Linked DNA regions of Homo sapiens: region 1 is linked to region 2. Evidence: read pairs that join two places in POLR2A ChIA-PET (ENCODE). Cell type or tissue: PC-9. All regions are shown on one strand. Links, peaks and the distances in the headings refer to the core of each region. The heading gives the core; the rest is flanking DNA. Region 1 overlaps HSD17B3 (hydroxysteroid 17-beta dehydrogenase 3). Region 2 overlaps SLC35D2 (solute carrier family 35 member D2).

Region 1 (5,382 bases), core at 143-5,142, 60 kb after region 2:
TTCTCTTATTTTAGCCAATATGTTTACACACAGAATTTCTTTTACAATATTAATTTTTTTCACAAACCTTCCAAAATTTCCTTAAACTTTTAACCTTTTAATCCAGGCAGAAAAATCCACATTCCCATGACTTCTTATTATCTTTTACCAAAAACACATTCTGCTTTCCTTACATGCCTTACAGGTAGAACTGTTTCTTCAGTAGTCTTAATTACACGTTACAATGTTAACCCTTAGCAACTTTTACTTCTGGTGAAAAACCTGGTTAGGAAGCAATTTTAATCATGTGCCAAGTGTGGAGCCTAGCTCAGGACACACCAGGCAGAAGTGCAGATGAGGGCTGACTCCAGCATAGCTAGGGGGTGTGGCTAACTCCACATGTCCCTGGCCTTATCTAGAACTAATGCGCCAAAGTAGGTAAATTGAACAATTTTCAAAAGTCAAAGAAGCAGTTTATGACCTTAAAGCATTAAGTAAACTTAATATTTGACCTATTTAACTTTAGACCAAATGTCTTTATTTTACCAATATTTTTAAAACTATCTTTATTTCTCAAAGATTACTTAAGTCACATGAACTAAAAGACATTACACTTTTTACTTTTCTCATAAAATATTTGATTTAAGCGCTTATTATTTTTAAACCAATTAATCAAAGCTCTTTTATATCACATATGCAACATATATAAATACACAGACAGAGAATAAAGGACTCATCCCTAAGACACGAATCAAACCTTGAACCCAGGCCACCATTCTGAAAAGAGAAAGCACGGCCATATGGTTACAAGGTCAAGCTCCCAAGGACATAACTGACCAGTTTGCTGGGCCATCTTGAAAAGCGGGCTTACAGGTGTCCTATGCCCATGTTCTATCCTAAGTTACCCCTCTTTGTGGCAGAACAATATAGAAAGACACACAAAGCACACCAAATTTGCTGCAGCTTACGACTAGCCTCACAAATCCTTTTTCCCATTAATCAAAACTTTACAGAGGAGACAAGCAGTGATTTTTACCATTTAACCAGTTTGCAGAGAGACAGAGGGAGACAGAAAGGAAAGCATTGCCTGAGGCAGGGTGGGGGAGGCGAGACGCTCACAGAGCCCAGAGAAAAAACCACCCATTGCAGCAACGCTGAAAAGTTCAGGTGGCTGCTTGTCAGTAGTGAAGGGATCTTTTCCTGCAGTCTCATCAGCTCTTAAGTTCCCCCTTTTAGGGAGGAAAAAGTTCCCCGTGTACCACAATGCTGTACATGCCTAATCCTGTCACCCACAGCCATTAGCAAAGAGCGAAAGGCAGATTATTCCAAAGAGAAAAGCAGTTAACATCCCGTAGGGCCAAACCCATTCTTAGCCAAGAGGGACTTTACGAGAGGGACTTTTCTGAGAGGGGACTTTAACCCCCTAAATATTAGAAGGGACTCTAACCCTCCTAAGTTAGGACTCTAACCCAAGGCTAGTCAAGTGCCCTTGCCTTTTATTAAGAAGGGCCTCTAACCTGCTCTGTCTTAGGAGAGGCTCTAACTCCCCTAAGTTGGGCCTCTAACCCAGCCCCATCCTTTACCCGGGTAAATGCGCCCCACTTACCCAAAGCCATCCAATCAGTGCTGTAGTCTATTTTTTTTGGGTCGGGGGCTTCTTTAGTATTGGGGCTTCTTTAGTATTGTGCCTTCAGGGTTAGTGAGAAAGATGTTACCAGACCCCACCACTTACCCAAAGTTAGGCTTTGGGAAGGGGGTTTTCACACTATAATCCCTTTGTGGTCACCAGAAAGATGTTACAGGAAAGGGGTCCTGATCCAGACCCCAAGAGAAGGTTCTTGGGTCTTGAGCAGGAAAGAATTCAGGGTGAGTCCATAAAGTGAAAGCAAGATTATTAGGAAAGTAAAGGAATAAAAAATGGCTACTCCATGGACAGAGCAGCCCTCGGGTTGCCCATTTTTATGGTTATTTCTTGATGATATGCTAAACAAGGGGCGGATTATTCATGCCTCCCCTTTTAGACCATATAGGATAACTTCCTGACATTGCCCTGGCATTTGTAAACTGTCACGGCGCTGGTGGGAGTGTAGCAATGAGGATGACCAGAGGTCACTCTCCTCGCCATATTGGTTTTGGTGGGTTTTAGCTGGCTTTTTTACTGCAAGCTGTTTTATCAGCAAGGTCTTTATGACCTGTATTTTGTGTTGACCTCTTACCTCACCCTGTGACATAGAATGCCTCAACTATCTGGGAATGCAGCCCAGTAGGTCTCAGCCTCATTTCACCCAGCTCCTATTTAAGATGGAGTTGCTGTGGCTCAAATACCTCTGACATGGTAACAGCAGCTCAGTGTTGCCAGCCCCACCCTATTGCACTGTCCCTTGTGGTTTCTTCATATTAAACTCTCTCCAAATTACTCAGTTTGAGTGTGCTATTTCTGCCAGAACCCTGGATAAATTGAGTTTTTAGTTATTTTTAAAAATGACAAATCAGAGTTCATCAACATCTATGCCTCAGCTAACTTGACCTTCATTAGAAGGCTTGCTAGCCTAACAGATGTTATAAGTAATTTTCCTGAGGAAATTATTTATACTGTGGAATAGTCGTTCAAAATAAGTGGATTGGTGAAAAAATGTTGTACAGGCACTTCTACCCTTGAATGAACAAAAGTATGTGAACCAAAAATACAATTCTAAGTCTCCCAACCAATCGAATGGACCCCTTCTCTTGGCCAAGGGCATTCCTAAGTTAACCTGAAAAACCAGTTCAGGCCATGATGGAGATGGGTGGTTGAACATGCCTCATTACGGCCTCCTCCCTTTGGAATTCAGGCACAGCTGAGCACCGCTGATATCAACACAGAGACCTTAAGAGTGACAAAGCAGGCCGGGCACAGTGGCTCACGCCTGTAGTCCCAGCACTTTGGGAGGCCCAGGCGGGCAGATCACCAGGTTAGGAGATCGAGACCATCCTGGCTAACACAGTGAAACCCCGCCTCTACTGAAAATGCAAAAAATTAGCCAGGGGTGGTGGCGGGCGCTTATAGTCCCAGCTACTTGGGAGGCTGAGGCAGGAGAATGGCGTGAACCTGGGAGGCGGAGCTTGCCGTGAGCCGAGATCGCGCCACTGCACTCCAGCCTGGGTGACAGAGCGAGACTCCATCTAAAAAAAAAAAAGAGTGACAAAGCAGACTCTTTGTAGCAATAAGATACCAACATCACAGACAGCAGGCCCTAAAAGAAATCAAAGTATTTTACCCCCAAATGTATTTCTTTGACACATTTTGAAATGGCCCTGCAAAGCTCTCTGTTGTGGGGAAAATCTATGGTCTGTAGAGAATCCCCTTCCCTTTCCAGGTCATTTTCCTGATTCAGGAGAGAATTAACTGGGAGTCTGATAAGAAACATTTACAATCTATTCTCTCTAAAGCCTGCTACCTGGAGGCTTCATCTGCATAATAAACACCTTGGTCTCCACAATCTCTTATCTTACCCAGACACTCCCTTCTCTTGATTCCAGGTGTTTAGATAAACTTTTTCAACCAATTACCAATCAGGAAATCTTTGAATCCACCTATGACCTGTAAGTCCCCCCACACCCACCCCTTTGAGTTGTTTTGCCTTTCTGGACAGAAGCAACGTACATCTTACATGTATTGATGGATATCTTATGTCTCTCTAAAACATGTAAGACCAAGTTGTAGCCCAACCACCTTGGGTATATGTTCGCAGGACCTCCTGAGGCTGTGCCACTGGAATGTCCTTAACCTTGGAAAAATAAACTTCAGCATGGATTGAGACCTGTCTCAGACACTTTTTGATTTACAGGTGTAATATCTGTGGGTATAGCAGAGTAGCATTCATGGCCTTGAACTGTGATTTGGTCCCACATCCTGCCACGTAGTGGAGGATTCTGCCATGTGATTTAGCTAGAAGGTTGACTGTATCCACCCCTTAGAATATTTTATCTACCGGGGATGAGCCCTCATGCAAGACATTTAGTAGACTGCCTAAGGGTCAGAGAGCTGGGGCTCCACTGAGCTTTCAAGAACAGGTTCCTGACTCTTTGATCCAGCTTGATGTTTTAGGTGTGGTAGAGTTCAGTCTGAAGCTTGCTTGCCTTGTAAGGCACCATCTGCTGGCTGGGTTTTGTGGGAGGGTACCTACAGTCCTCATTTATTTCTAATTACTGGAGGTTATAAGAAAAACCCAATACTTAACAGCAGCCAAATAGGCTTACATCAAATAAAGACATCAAATTCATGGCCTACCATCAAATTCATGGTTCCCATCATTTCTGCCTAGTTGTAGACAGAGTTCCCTTAGGGAGTGTGTGTAATTGCTGTGGCCTTAGACAATCACTCAGCCCAGCTGGACACAAGCAGGGTGGCCCCACTCAAGCCCCACGCAGCACCCACCCTCTCCACACACATCCCCACACCCATTTCAAGAGCACTGCCATCTAATTTTTGTGTATTTATTTTGTTCTCCTTTAACTTAAAAAATATTGAATATTTCCTTGCACCTTTACTGATGAATAATTGACAAATAAAAATTGTATATATTTAAGTGTATGACTTCTTAATATATTGAAATATGTATACATTGTGAAATAATCACCATAATCAAGTTAACGAACGTATCTATTATTTCATATCATTACCATGATCTTTTCTTGTTCTTTTTTGGGAGGGGTGAGAAAACGAGATTTACAGTTCTTAGCAAATTTCAAGCATATAATACAGCCTTGTTAATTATGTTCTATGTTAACTATGTCCTTGTTAACTATGTCTATTAGTTCTCTAGATCTCATTCATCCTGCATAACTGAAACTTTGTGTCCCTTGACCAACATCTCACCATTTACCCCTCCCCCAGCCTCTAGCAGCAACATTCTACTCTGTAGTTCCATGAGCTTGACTGTTTTAGATTCCACATATAAGTGAGATCATGCAGTATTTGTCTTTGTGTCTGACTTATTTCACTTAGCATAATCTCCTCATTTATCCATGTCCAACATTTATCCATGTTGTCATAAATGTCAGGATTTCCTTCTCTTTTTAAAGGCTAAATGATATTCCATTGTGTGTGTGTGTGTGTGTGTGTGTGTGTGTGTGTGCCACATTTTCCTTATTCATCTGTTAATGGATATTGGGGTTACTTCCATATCTTGGCTATTGTGAATAGTACTGTAATGAACAAGGGAGTGCAAATACCTTGAAGACATACTGATTTCATTTCCTTTGGATATATAGCCAGAAGCTGGATCATAAAGTAGTTATTATTTGAAGGAACTTCCATACAGTTTTCCCTAATGGCTGTACCAATTTACATTCCCACCAACAGTATACAAGAGTTCCCTTTTCTCTGCATCCTCGCCAATACTTATCTTTTGTCTTTTTTAT
Region 2 (5,382 bases), core at 331-5,330:
CACCAGTTGAAAGTCAATCCCATTTGCAGCTCTTTTAGGGTCTGAGTGACTCTGAAAGGCTGCAGGCTGCTGTGGACTCCTGGGCAGCTCCTTGTTCTTTCTCCAGCTGGACTTTCTCACTTGTCCAATTCTCTTCCCAGAAGGAGGGATCAGCAGAAGGGCTTAGCAACCTCGTCCCCGGGCACAAACAGCCATTTCCACGGGTTTATATGGAAAACTACCAAGTGGCACCAATCTCGATAAAGAGCTCTCTTTTTCGGGTTATTTAGAACGTTGTGAACCTGAGCCTCCCTGTTAATTCCGTTTTGGAAGATAAAGCGGGCACCTGCACCTCTCTAGTAAGAATGAGCAGGGCATGATACCTGAAAACACAGTATTTGTTTTTCAGCTACCATCAATCAATTTTAAACTGAGTCAGTGCTCCAACATTACACAAAACAAAATTATGAACTCTTGGCCAGGCGAGGTGGCTCACACCAGTAACCCCAGCACTTTGGGAGGCCGAGGCAGGCAGATCACCTGAGGTCAGGAGTTTGAGACCAGCCTGGCCAACGTGATGAAACCCCATTTGTAGAGAGTATTTTTAGTAGTAGTAAAAATACAAAAATAAGCCAGGCATGGTGGCGGGTGCCTGTAATCCCAGCTTCTCAGGAGGCTGAGGCAGGAGAATCACTTGAACCTGGGAGGCAGAGGTTGCAGTGAGCCGAGATCACGCTATTGCACTCCAGCCTGGGTGACAGAGCGAGACTCCATCTCAAAAAAAAAGGAAAAAAGATAAAAAGAAAAATTATGAACTCTTAATGAAGTGGTCCTAGAGGCTTGTCTCCTTTCATTATTATAGAAACGAGGGTTTTTTTTTGTTTTTGTTTTGTTTTGTTTTTTTAAATCAGCGGAGTTTATCTGTTCTGAAATTCTGGTATTTTAGATATATATATATTTTTTTTTTCCAAAAATATAAATCTAGAAACTCCTAAATATTGTTAAAACATCTCACTGGGGCTAAAAGCATATTTCCCCATGGCAACAACACTATGAAAGGCATAGTGACCAGAAACTGAATTTTAGGTTCTTTATGAGTAAAATAGATTAGGTGTATTATGTTAATAATGTATAACATTGTTTCAGAAGAAATATGTGTTCTTACATCAACGTCATTGACTTATAAACTTGTAGCATGGTGTTTTCAGAAGTTGCCCTCTGCCTGTAATGATTATCATGTGGAATCTTCTGCTTTCTCATGTGATAATAATAATAGCTAATACTTGCTGAGGGCTTATTATGTCAGACATTTTTCAAAGCATTGTTCATGAACTATCTCACTGCATTTCCACAGCAGAAGAGAAGGTCCTGTTACTATTTCTATCGTATAGGCAAAGCATCTAGGGCATTGTGCTTAAATACATTCCCAAGGATAGCAGGTGGTCAGTCCAGGCACTCTGGCTCTAGAAACACATCCTCCACTGTCATCTTTATTTACTTCATTTGTATATGAAAAGTGTTTGTTTTCTCCTTCATGTGTGAAAACATATCCTTCCCTTATAGAAAGTACAAGAGACCTAACATATACTTTATTTTTATTTATTTTATTTTATATTTTTGAGACAGCGTCTCACTCTGTCACCCAGGCTGGAGTGCAGTGGCATGATCTTGGCTCACTGAAACTTCTGTCTCCCACATTCAAGCAATTCTCCTGCCTCGGCCTCCTGAGTAGCTGGCATTACAGGAGCGCACCACCACACCCAGCTAATTTTTGTATTTTTAGTAGAGACGGGGTTTCACCATGTTGGCCAGGATGGTCTCAAACTCCTGACCTCAAGTGATCTGCCTTTCTCAGCCTCCCAAAGTGCTGGGATTACAGGGGTGAGCCACTGTGCTCAGCTAACATATACTTTATTAAATCCTAATGCTCTAGGAGAATATCCTCCTCCTATTCTGGCTTGTGGTACTGGAATATCCGAATATTTACCCTGTTTAGCCTCTTCTATTTGATCAGACTTCAAAGATTTCAAACAGAAGTTCCTTTAGAAAGTCTGTAAGTACCTTCGAGCCGCCAGAGTGACTGCTAATCATTGAAATTCCAGATGGACCAAAGTGCTAACTATATAGATTTGTTTTTCAAAACCAATAAGAAAAATTATAATTAGAAGATATAGAGTATAGTTATAACCATAATAAAAGGCCTTCTATAAAATAACAAAGTACAAGTCAAGTCATGGAGTTAAAAATTTGACTAGTTTTTTTTTTTTTTTTTTTTTTTTTTTTTTTGAGATGGAGTCTCCCTCTGTTGCCCAGGCTAGAGTGCAATGGCATGATCTCGACTCACTGCAACCTCCGCCTCCTGGGTTCAAGCGATTCTCCTGCCTCAGCCTCCTGAGTAGCTGGAACTACAGGCGCCCGCCACCATGATGCCCGGCTAATTTTTGTATTTTTAGTAAAGATAGGGTTTCACCATGTTGGCCAGGCTGGTCTCGAACTCCTGACCTCGTGATCTGCCCGCCTCGGCCTTCCAAAATGCTAGAATTACAGACGTGAGCCACTGCGCCCAGCCAAGTTTGACTAGTTTTTAAAAGTATTGTATGACGAGATGCCAAAATATATGAGACACTCACTGTAATCTGCAAGAAAAAAGCCATCAACCCCATATAAAAAACAAAAAGCAAAAAACAACAGTGAGATTTCCACTACTAACATTGCTCTGTATTCACTGAATCAGGGCAAATTTCTTCCCATTGGTCCCTTTTGAATGTGGTGGAATTCATTTTAGATTGTAAACCAAATAGGAGAAAGAAATGAATTAGGTGTGTTAGCCTGTAATATAAAATTGCTTTTTGTTTACCAAGTTTGGTTTGAGTGTTCTGAAAGCTGATTAATGAATTAGAGCAAAATGTTAACTTCTCTTGTTAATGGAAAGAAACTTGATGAGTCATTTTCCCTGGTTAACTGGGACTAGGAGCGATGGAGAAGATCAGAGATTGTGGTAAATGTGTGTGTGTGACTCATTCCTCCGGGAATTCAAGCCCAGACTTTGGACTTACACAGTCAATAGATCTATTAACAGTGCCTCAATTCTATCTCTGATGAACAAAGTCAGAGATGACAGCTTCTCTTGTTAACAAATTAGGCCCTTGGAAAATACTCAGCGGGTGAACTTTCTTTAGTATTTGAATCACTGCAATAGGTTCAAAGTACATCTAGTATATTACAGTTGATGAATAGAGATAAATAATAGGACTTTTTTTCCCTGATTAAAAAACCCTGAGTGCAAAGTGAAAAAGACTCACGTTCCAACAGTAAGTCTAAAGGAAGAAGGGCTTTATTGTTGTTTACCTTTGATTATTTCTTTTTAAAAATAAATAATGCTACATTATTTTTTATGATTTAAAAATAAATCATGCTGCATTATTTTAAAAATGCCACTAATACCGTCTCATCATTATTAAGGAAATAAAACTAAAATCTATAAAAATTTAGGTTGGGGCTGGTCACGATGGCTCACGCCAGTAATCCCGGCTCTTTGGGAGGTTGAGGCGGGCAGATCATGAGGTCAAGAGATCGAGACCATCTTGGCCAACATGGTGAAAACCTGTCTCTACTAAAAATACAGAAATTAGCTGGGTGTGGTGGCGAGTGCCTGTAGTCCCAGCTACTTGGGAGGCTGAGGCAGGAGAATCGCTTGAACCCGAGAGGTGGAGGTTGCAGTGAGCTGAGATCGTGCCACCGCACTCCAGCCTGGGCGACAGGGCGAGACTCCATCTCAAAAAAAAACAAAACAAAATTTAGGTTGGTGAAGAATCTAAATATTTTATGAGAGTCACAAAATAGCCCTCAATGGATTTTGTAGTATCAGGAACACATATAGAGTTTTTATTTATTTCTTATTAATGGATTGATTGATATTTTACTGTTTGCATAAATACTTTTAGCTCTTTGAGAGAATAGATGTTTTTCTACCCTTGGTTTGAAATTTAAAACTTAAGTATTTCTCTTATTCCCAATTTTATTTTAATTTCAGACACTAAGTGTTTCCCATGATTTTTGTGGTTTTGTTTTGTTTTGGTCTTTGACTACCTTAAGCATAAACTTTTTGGCTTTAATTCTTTTGGAAGTTTTCTGCTCCTTTGATTAGCTTGGGGCTTGCTGGAAAGACAGATTTATATTTATTATATTTTTCTTTCATAAGTGAACATTTAACAAAAAGTGTTATGACGCAAGGAAACTGTCAAACATATACAGAAGGAGACGGAGTGACATGACAAACTCCACATATATGCCCATCAGCCAGTTTCAACAATTAGGAACATTTAACGTGTATTTTTTTTTTTTTTTTTTGAGACAGGGTCTCACTCTGTTGCCCAGGCTGGAGTACAGTGGTACCATCACAGCTCACTGCAGCCTCCATCTCCTGGGCTCAGGTGATCCTCCCACCTCAGCCTTCCCAGTAGCTGGGACTACAAGTGTGCACACCACCATGCCCAGCTAATTTTTGTCATGTGTATCCTTTTGAGAAGTGAAGTGGGCAAAGCATTACTCATGAAACAATGACAGTGAAATGTGACAAGATGGTACAGATTGGAGAAGAGAATTCTACCTTAATTGTTTAAAAATTTGAATTATAAACTTAAAAGATTTCATTTTAAATACATTGAGTTTCTAAAACTTGGCTAACAAAGTATTGCTTAATAGAAAGTGAGTAGAACTTATATTCGATCATGTTATTGAGCACATACTTACGGGCAGTCTTCAGACACTTTCAGATCGTTTTTGGATACAGGCAGGGGCCAACCATGAATAAAATACTCCTTATTGTCACCTGTCACCTCAAGAGGGTTAATTTTATTTTCTCAGCTAGGGATTAAATTCCTGGAGAGCAGAAATTGAGTTTTTTTTTTTTTTTTTTTTTTTTGAGGTGGAGTTTTGCTTTTGTTACCCAGGCTGAGTGCAATGGCGTGACCTCGGCTCACTGCAACCTCTGCCTCCCGGGTTCAAGTGATTCTCCTGCCTCAGCCCCTGTAGTAGCTGGGATTACAGGCACCTGCCCCTGCGCCTGGCTAATTTTTGTATTTTTCGTAGAGATAGGGTTTCACCATGTTGGCCAGGCTGGTCTCAAACTCCTGACCTCAGGTGATCTACCCGCCTCGGCCTCCCAAAGTGCTGGGATTACAAGCGTGAGCCACTGCGCCCGGCCAAAAATGAAGTCTTAAACTTCTTTGTCTACCATGTCCTCCACCCCAATTACTTGATTGCTTTATAAGTAGCAAATAATAGTTTATTTGTTCACAATACTTCCTAAGCATGTGCAAGTTCCTGAGAACAGTTTATGACCTTAAACTTTTCTTGCCTACATTATTAATTAAGAATAAACTTTTTGGCTGGGTGTGGTGG

Evidence for each region. Peaks named below come from ENCODE experiments on the same cell type or tissue, not always from the same donor. Only the 100,000 strongest peaks of a DNase experiment are listed, where the experiment ranks them.
Region 1: POLR2A ChIA-PET joins it to region 2 with 5 read pairs; 3 of 35 experiments call an interaction of 5 or more read pairs at or near these places.

What each region holds. Positions count from the first base shown.
Region 1 is chr9:96,277,550-96,282,931 of GRCh38, reverse strand. The region is part of intron 2 of HSD17B3 (hydroxysteroid 17-beta dehydrogenase 3); the gene reads left to right. The region is part of intron 17 of SLC35D2-HSD17B3 (SLC35D2-HSD17B3 readthrough); the gene reads left to right. Among named protein-coding and RNA genes, the nearest start is that of HSD17B3, 22 kb to the left of the region's middle. In PC-9, for the core only: no CTCF peak of the experiment used is centred there; a DNase peak (open chromatin) is centred at 2,761.
Region 2 is chr9:96,337,503-96,342,884 of GRCh38, reverse strand. All of the region lies in intron 8 of SLC35D2 (solute carrier family 35 member D2), which reads left to right. The region is part of intron 8 of SLC35D2-HSD17B3 (SLC35D2-HSD17B3 readthrough); the gene reads left to right. Among named protein-coding and RNA genes, the nearest start is that of HSD17B3, 38 kb to the right of the region's middle. RefSeq lists an enhancer at 1-407. In PC-9, for the core only: no CTCF peak of the experiment used is centred there; a DNase peak (open chromatin) is centred at 2,994; H3K27ac peaks cover 2,353 bases.